Linked DNA regions of Homo sapiens: region 2 is linked to region 1. A link is an interaction called in ENCODE POLR2A ChIA-PET data of the cell type or tissue named here. Cell type or tissue: PC-9. All regions are shown on one strand. Links, peaks and the distances in the headings refer to the core of each region. The heading gives the core; the rest is flanking DNA. Region 1 overlaps GNAQ (G protein subunit alpha q). Region 2 has its middle 71 kb from the start of GNAQ.

Region 1 (4,409 bases), core at 79-4,078:
TTTATAGAAACTAGTATTTTTACTCTCCCAAGCAATTAAAAGTATACAAGACAAAAAAAATCCCGATTGTTTCTTTATTATCACGATCCCAGAGCCAAAGGTTTGCTCTGAAGGCCCAAGTGTAAACAATCATTAATTCACAATAAAAAAAGAAGAAATCCTAATTTGTGAGGTTAATATCAGGCAACAGGACCTTTTTTCTCCTGGTCACCTGAGAAATTTTTATATACTTATCACTACCCTACGCCCCCACCAAAAAAGAGAAAGTATATGAAGTATAAGCACACTGGCATGTGTTTAAATGAAATCACGTTGGGCAAGAGCAGTCAACATTTGGCACTTCTTTGGATCTAGTCACCAAGCCCCTGGGCACTGTCCACACACTGGATATCACACTAATGTAGACTCCAAGTAGGGGCCAAACATGTGACTGATGAATGAATTAGGATAAATTAAGAGGAAAGAAAAAACAATAAAAGTATCAACTCTAAGATATTTTCCTGTTGGCCAGAAACACACCCAGGGATCCTTTCTCAACCATCTCATCTTGCTGGGTACCCCCAGGAGGCTGACCAATAGGGATTTCAACAGCTTTGTTATATTCTGTCTTCTGCTTGGGCTTAGCCAAGAGGAAACCAGAGAGCGGGACAAACAGGAAGGGGCATTTATTCTCCTAGCTTCCTCGCTGCAGTGGCAGCACAGGTGTGCTATGTTGCCTTCAAAAGGTCCCAGCTCCTGCTGGGTGGCCCTCTCCATACTGCTGCTCTCTCTGGGTCCCAACAACTGCTCCCTTGCCTTGTCCAGCTATTGCTTGGCCCCAGGTTACTGCACCAGCTCTTACAAGTTACTTACACCTGGTCCACTCCTCAATCCCCACACTGGAGTGTGCTGTTCGTTTCCTTCTGGAGCTCTGACTAGCACAAATACCAATCAAATGAAGGACAAGGAATACAAGGGAATGGAGGGCATCCTCTCTTTCTCCTCTGTCCTGTTCTCTATAAATCTTTTATTTATAAAGTGTTTTCTATTCAGTAACTCATTCTCATGACACACTTCTGGAAGCCAATCATGATAAAGAAACAGGTCTGGGCATGATTTTCACAATTATCCTAAATCCATGATAATTCACTTCTATTGCCCACAATTTAAAAATATCTCATCTGGGCTTTGACTACACCCAGTTTTTCTCCCTTTAAGCTAATTTTGAATTTCTGAATGTTATTTCAATTAAAGGGACCCATTTTGAATCTTGCTGCCATCTTCCAATTGACCAGCCCTAAATTCCAGGTAAATTTCACTCAAGAACTTAATGTTCACATTTTCATTTTATTATACAAATGTTGTGAATTCAAAGTGAAGGCAAAGTTTCACGTAAGAAAAATCTGTATGATGCAAATATTGTAGGCAGAATAATAAAAGTAGGAAATTAAGGTATTATTTGGCACTAGAACAGAATTCAGCCAAAAAACCAGAGTCATACATTGGTATCCACAAGGGATTGGTTCCAGGATTTCCCTCTTTGGACACCAAAACCCAAGGATGCTCAAGTACCTGATATAAAATGGTATAATATTTGCATATAACCTATACACATCCCCCAAATACTTTAAAACATCTCTAAATTATAATACCTAATACAATGTAAATGCTATGTAAATAGTTGTCATACTGTATTGTCATTTGTATTATTTTTACTGTTGTATTGTTTTTATGGCTTTTAAAAAATATTTTCTATCCAATGTTGGTTGAATCCATGGATATGGAACCCGCGAATAGGGAAGGCCAAATGCATATGGACTAAAACATCAACAAAGAAAAAAACTCAGCTTCTTTGTTCCATACAGTTCTATGACAGAGACAAATGAATTATTTCTAACAAATGTGTAAGCCAAATTTCATGTGTCATTCTCCTATTTTTATAGAATTATACCATACTCTCTGAGTTTGAAATGGCCATTTTAACAATCTAGTCCTGATTAGTATGAAAAATTTTGGTATAATAAAAAAACAGCTGTTCCCAAATTACATAAAATTATGTTGTTTCCTAAGGCCACATGAAAATGAAAACTGTAAGAGACTTCACAATTCTCTATCTCTGAATGAAAAAAAGCAGACTTTTCTACTAGTAGATTATTTCAAGAATGCAGTGATGACTAATGTCTTTTCACAGCATAGGGCAATGAAAAGCACAAATAACTCTGACCAATCTAAAGAAATATGACTCTGCTTCCAAGACCACTGGTACTATAAAATCTGGTGACAAGCCCTTACATAAAATATCTAGGGGAGGGATAAGGATCTCATTTTTGCTAATTTAAATATATCTCCAATCAAGTCATTTAATAACTTTAACAAGCAAATGAACACACACAAGGGTGTGAGTCCCAGAAAAAACCCTGCTCTTTCAATGGCCTATATAAATATGACTTGAAAATATCCCCATAAAAGTTATTTGTACCTTCAGGCAAGTACTCTGCCTTTTCTTATCTCAGCTCATCTAAATACCCAGAAATGAGATTACCCAGAAATGAGACTATTTAAGAACCATGCTATGAGAAGGCCACTTCATCCAGTGTGCGTAATTGGCTATAAGGAATACTAATTTTTCTTCCCTATTCGCTAGATCAGGATAAAGCACAGAGAGCAATCTCCAGTTCATTCACATCTCCTTCCATCAGAACAAACATCAAACACAAACTCAATATACTATGATACAGTGCATCAATTTGTAAGCTGTTAGAATACATCACATTAGACACACACTCTCACACAATCTGATGCTTCCATTTTAGGCCTTTTCTTCCCCCCAAGATCTTTTCAACACAACAGGATTCCCACATACAAGTTCTGCCAAAAATCTGTATTTACTCTATGTGTCTGATTCACATAAGCCATATATATGTTTACAATGATTATTTTGCCTATTTGCATGATATAGTCTGCAAATAGTAAAATGACCATTTTAAATCCAATCATATGTACCTTCTTAATGGTAATAAATTAGCATTTATTGTTGAAAGCAATCGTGGACTCATTGGTTCCTTCTCTCACTTAAACTGGCTTCTTGGGCTATTATGTTATCAAAAGAGCTGCCAAGGCCAAACCACATATACAGAAGCATTGCTCAATGCTTAAAAAATGTCAGTTATTACTGCCACTGCTCCGAAGGATGGTGGTGCCCATTTCCATACAAGGGCTCTGGAAAACAATCACTGAATACTACCAGGAACTTCAAGGGTCTACATGGTTTATCATCTTTACTCTGAAGAAAAAAAAGGGGGTGGGGGCAGAAAACACACCTTACCAGGGCCTCTCACAGACTGAGGGAAGCCCATACCACTTCTACTTTTTTTTTTCAAGGGTCTCTGTTATGCCAAAACAGTTACCAAAACTGTGGCATTTAAAGTTACACAATGAATATATTTATTTCACACTGCCAGGGCCTTTCATGACTGTATCTGGAGATATTGTCAAACTATCAGAAGTCTAATCTGAAGATCTTAATGAATGGGAAGGCTCAGGACGAATGCCCCCACCCCACTCTCTTAATTGGTCAGCACCCAGATAAACAACAGCCAAGAACAAAACCCAAGACTCATGGAGCTGAATTATAGAGTAACTGTACTTCAGGTCCACTGGTTTAAGCTAGGAGTTTGAAACATGAAATCTCAGCACCACCTCATCTGAACTTGGGCTACTTTCACATACACTTGGATGAAGTAGAACTAGAAATTTTAAGGAGAAATTTTCTACCAATAAGCACATCATCAATCCACACCTGCAAAGAAAAAAGTATTCAATAACACTGAGTCAAAACTCAATCCATGTGTTGTCCACATTCCAGGCTATATCTACTTTAAAATATGTGTATTCTGTTTTCTGCACATTTTCCTCTACTTAGATTAAAATCCTGCATTTGAAACACAGCAGCTCTAAGACCAAAGTTGCCATAACTTCCCGTCTTTTCATGACTGTCTGTTGAGGGCAAGAGTTGAATACAATTAACCATTTGTCCCCAGCATGGTCGTGCAGAAGATCCCAGACAATTTTTAAAATTTAACACAGAACAGAACTGAATTTAGTATAACCAACTACAAGTGGAAACTGGACATGTAATTTAGTGGTAACCAGGACTATTAATAATAACTAATCCAGTTAAGTTGTTTTAAAGGAAAAGACAGGCAAAACACATTGAAAATTCATTCACTGAAAGTATTAGAAGGTCATGTCAGTCCTGGACTTCTCAGTGTGGTAAAATCCTCCCAGAAGAGTCACTTGATCATACAAGGTTATTCAAAGGTACAAGAGCATTTTCTTGGAGTGCCCGTAGTAAACATTTGTGTATTAAAAACTAACATCAGTTGGTTGCAGAACTTCCTGAATATACTAAAAAACATAAATTTGTACAC
Region 2 (4,409 bases), core at 162-4,161, 180 kb after region 1:
TTGAGCAAGTTACTTAAATTCTCTGAGCATCAATTTCCCATCTCCAAATTGAGGATGATAATAATATGTAGGTATGTTATGAGGATTAAATGCTTACTGTTTACAGAGGACCTAGAACAGTGTCTGACACACAGTAAACACAATATAAGTATTTGATTAACAAATAGATGAAAGCTTTGTACATTGGAAAAAAGGACACGAGGTCAGAAATATGAAGAATAACGTTAAATAATTATGACTTGCTGATAATTTTCATGTAATATATCAGATAAGATTACATACTCCCTTCAAAAAATGATAGCACATCTCCTTTAATGTAAAACCAAACTATAATGTTACAAAAGAAAATAAAATTAATAATAATATATCAATATTGGTTTATTAATTGTGACAAATATACAGGAAAAAATGTTAGGAGAAATTGGGTGTGGGGTGTATGAGAACTCTGTACTATCTTTGCAAAAATTAAGTACATTGAAAGATATTCTAAACTAAAATTCTATTTTTTAAAAAAGAATATATGGCTCATGACTGTAATCCCAGCACTTTGGGAGGCCAAGGCGGGTGGATCACAAGGTCAGGAGATCTAGACCATCCTGGCCAACATAGTGAAACCCCGTCTCTAGAAAAATACAAAAATTAGCTGAGTGAGGTGGAACGCGCCTGTAGTGCCCAGCTACTCGGGAGGCTGAGGCAGGAGAATCGCCTGAAGTGGAGGTTGCAGTGAGCTGAGATCGCATCACTTCACTCCAGCCTGGCAACAGAGCGAGACTCCCTCTCAAAAAAAAAAAAAAAAAAAAAAAAGAATATGAATTAAGGAGTAATTATTTACTTCACAGAAATGTTGATTGTTAAATGACAGAATTTAAGAGCTGAGTCACAGTAATCTTGAATTCACCTTGTCTATTTTACAGAGGAGTGTTGATTTAGGCTTGCTTCACACGTGGCTAATTTTCAAGATCAAATTCACACAGGAAAACAAGGGGGGCAGAAAGACAAAGCACTAACCTAGAAGGTGAGGTGCATCATGTTTCACTCAATGTGGCCGTGGCTCAGGCACATCACAGTAACAGTTCTGGACCTCAGTTTTTCATTGGTTACTTTCACTCTAACATTCTTGATTCTAAACTTGATGTGCATCTACATCACAACATAAGGCAGCTCTGGGGAGCAGGCTCTAACTGATGCTTTCTCCAAGCCCCTAGAAGCTATGCATATGCAGTTTGTGTGCCAATTTCTGAGTGTGTGTGAGGAAATGCAGGGGTGAATCGATGGACAAATAACTAGACAAATATATTTGTTTTAAAGACTCAACATTGAGGACCAAGTTTTCATAGTGAATACCATTCAGCAAGTCGATTAATCAGATTTGGATAGGAGTAAATGTGGGCAAACCTTGACAATAAAATATTTACTGAAAGTCTGCAAGGGGAAGATGACATTCTAAATAGGTACATGCTATATGTTATTAACAGATCAAATTTGATTTAGAAAAGGAGAGATCTGGAATTTCCTATAAAAGCAAGAAAGACTATGAACTAACGCAAGAAATTTTGAAGCTGAAGGAAAGAAAGCTTATAAAGAGTTCAAGATAATGGGGCCTGATGCTGGCTGATGTTGAAGAAATGCTGTTACCAATAGCAGGCAGACCTGGATCTGACAGCCACCTGTTGAGAAAGCCCTGAAGAATAATGGCAGCTATTCAGTCAACAAATTTGGGGAGAAACTCAATTGCCCCAGAGGCCCTTTTCAATTCTGCTACTAGTTTTCATGAACAAATTGTCATTCTTATTGTAATGCTTACTTTACTGTGAAAGTCATGATATTTTTCTTCTGTAAAATACTATCCTAACACAGTCAATAATAATTAATGAGTGGTAACCCAGTGATTCATGGGCTATAATTTTTTTTACCAAGTAAATCATAGTCTCATCTTAGCAAGTTATTAAATGGATAAAAGTCCTTCAAATCCTGCAAATCATTTGATTTAAGACTTAATTCATGTTCAATGAAATTTATTTTTTTAACTATTTTAAACAGCATTGATTGAGACAAAAGCTCAAGAAAATGGGTAGTTTCTACATTGCTTTGAGATTGATGCTATTTAAAAGATTTGTGCTTGAAATATTGAAAACTAATGGCCACCCTAATTGTTCTTCTAAAGCTAAAGCTATTAAATAACCATCTTCAGAAGTATCCCTTGGAGCAGGTTTACTCGTGAGCATAGTATTCATGTTCTAGAAGCCAATGATGTTTTTTAGGTGGAACAAAAGGGATTTTCCTCTGCTTACATTTTATCTGGAAATATGTTTCATCAAGCAGACAGCCAGATGGAAATAGCAAGATTTTTTTTATAGTCAATAAATAACTCTGCTGCTAGAATAACTCAGACTTGACAGCAATCTACGCAACAGTTTATTCTTCTGCTCTCTCAGGATGTAAACACTGTTGTCAACAACCAATCAGATGCACTAAAGCTACAAATAGCATGTTTAGTTTATATGTATATGCAATCAGCTAAACAAAATTTTGAACATCAATGGGACCCATTTCTAATCACTTTGTTCTTGTTCAGGTCCATCACACTGCATAACTTCAGGGGGCACCAATCACATTTTAGTCAATATATAACTAATTGTAGATAATATGAATGGTGCCCCTGAGTTGTACAGTAGTTTCCCTCCTACAGTTCATAAACATTACACAACTTTTAAAAATCAGTAAATCTCAAGTCACTGAAGTCTTTCTCTCACTTTTAGCTAAATCAAACTTTCAAAGGCCATCGTTTTTTGTTTGTTTATTTGTTTGTTTGTTTGAGATGGAGTCTCACTCTGTCGCCAGGCTGGAGTGCAGTGGCGCGATCTTGGGTCACTGCAACCTCTGCCTCCCAGGTTCAAGTGATTCTCCTGCCTCAGCTTCCCCAGTAGCTGGGACTACAGGTGCGCGCCACATGCCCAGCTAATTTTTGTATTTTTAGTAGAGACGGGGTTTCACCATGTTGGCCAGGATGGTCTAGATCTCCTGACCTCGTGATCTGCCCGCCTCGACCTCCCAAAGTGCTGGGATTACAGGCGTGAGCCACAGCGCCCAGCCTCAAAGGCCATAGGATTTTAAAGAGAGATTTTATCGTAGATTTTTTGTTTTGTTGTGTTCATTTGCCTTCCCATCATTTCCTTCTTTGGGACAAGATTTCCATGAAATTTTGTTGAGGCTCTCAATCACCAATGGTTACAGTGATGGGCATGATGTCCAGGCCTGATCAATCATGGTGCTATATTGCTTGGATAATAGTGATTGGTCCAAGGGAAAGCATATGATCCTAGCATAGCTAATCAGTGTTCTTCCCTGAGATTTGATATGTGGATAGAGCTGTGATGATGAAAACGTGGGAAAGCTGGCAGCCACTTTCCCCACTCTAGAGCAATCCTGCTGCGTAAAATTAGACTGAGAAATTAAAGCCCACTAGAGAAGGGGAGAAAAATAGTCCTGAGAACATTACTTGAGTCCCTGGATTCACCTCTAATGTCCCAGTATGTGTGCAAATAACCTTTCATTTTTTGCTTAATGTATGTCGAAATGAGTTTCTGTCACTTGCATTCAGTGGAACTCTTTTCACCGCAGAGCCCATGACCACAAGTTTTTCATTCCGTTCAGGAAACTACTCTGAGTCTAGTCCATCTAAAGCCATATCGTTCTAGATCCTCTCTCAGAAACAGAAACCAAATGCTTCCTTATTTTAAACAGCAGATGTCTGGTGATATTAACTTACTTGATCCATGATATGAAGGCAACATTTCCAGGTTGTACTTGAGGTTACGAAGCAGACTTTTAAAAATATCTTCTTCATTATGTAACCTTTCAGAGAACAATTATTGAGAATGAGGAAGGAAGACTTCTTTCACCACCACCAAGTGTTGCCGAATCCTCACCCTTTGCCCCATTAAGCAAGTGGCAGGCACCTCACCTTTTACCATGGGGTAAGTTACTGCTCACATTAAGTTCATGAAAATGAAGATGTGAGCATCAGTGCTAATCCTAGTTCAGGTAATAATTTACAGTATCGGGTGAACGTGGGCAAATTATACAACTTCCCTGAGCCTCAATTTCCTCACTGGAAATGGAGAAAATCAAAATAGAGACATCAAAATAAATCTTATGTGTTTAGATTTGCTGTTTCTTGTAGTTGTTTCTTATTCATCTTATGTATTTTGATACCTCACACAAATCCTGGCATATAATAGACATTAATAAATAATTGTTAGGAAAATGGATGAATTAATGAACACATTTGCCTCCTGGGTGGTCATGAAGAATATATGAGACAACACAAATAAATTAAATATTACAGTGTTTAACTCATCCTAGCTGCTCTTATATATCAGCTCCCTTCTTCCCTCCCTTCATCTTCC

What was found. ChIA-PET counts read pairs that join two places held together with the same protein. Peaks named below come from ENCODE experiments on the same cell type or tissue, not always from the same donor. Only the 100,000 strongest peaks of a DNase experiment are listed, where the experiment ranks them.
Region 2: POLR2A ChIA-PET joins it to region 1 with 8 read pairs; 2 of 35 experiments call an interaction of 5 or more read pairs at or near these places.

Annotation. Positions count from the first base shown.
Region 1 is chr9:77,924,310-77,928,718 of GRCh38, forward strand. All of the region lies in intron 1 of GNAQ (G protein subunit alpha q), which reads right to left. Among named protein-coding and RNA genes, the nearest start is that of GNAQ, 110 kb to the right of the region's middle. In PC-9, for the core only: no CTCF peak of the experiment used is centred there; a DNase peak (open chromatin) is centred at 2,182; H3K27ac peaks cover 1,992 bases.
Region 2 is chr9:78,100,444-78,104,852 of GRCh38, forward strand. No RefSeq gene overlaps it. Among named protein-coding and RNA genes, the nearest start is that of GNAQ, 71 kb to the left of the region's middle. In PC-9, for the core only: no CTCF peak of the experiment used is centred there; no DNase peak of the experiment used is centred there.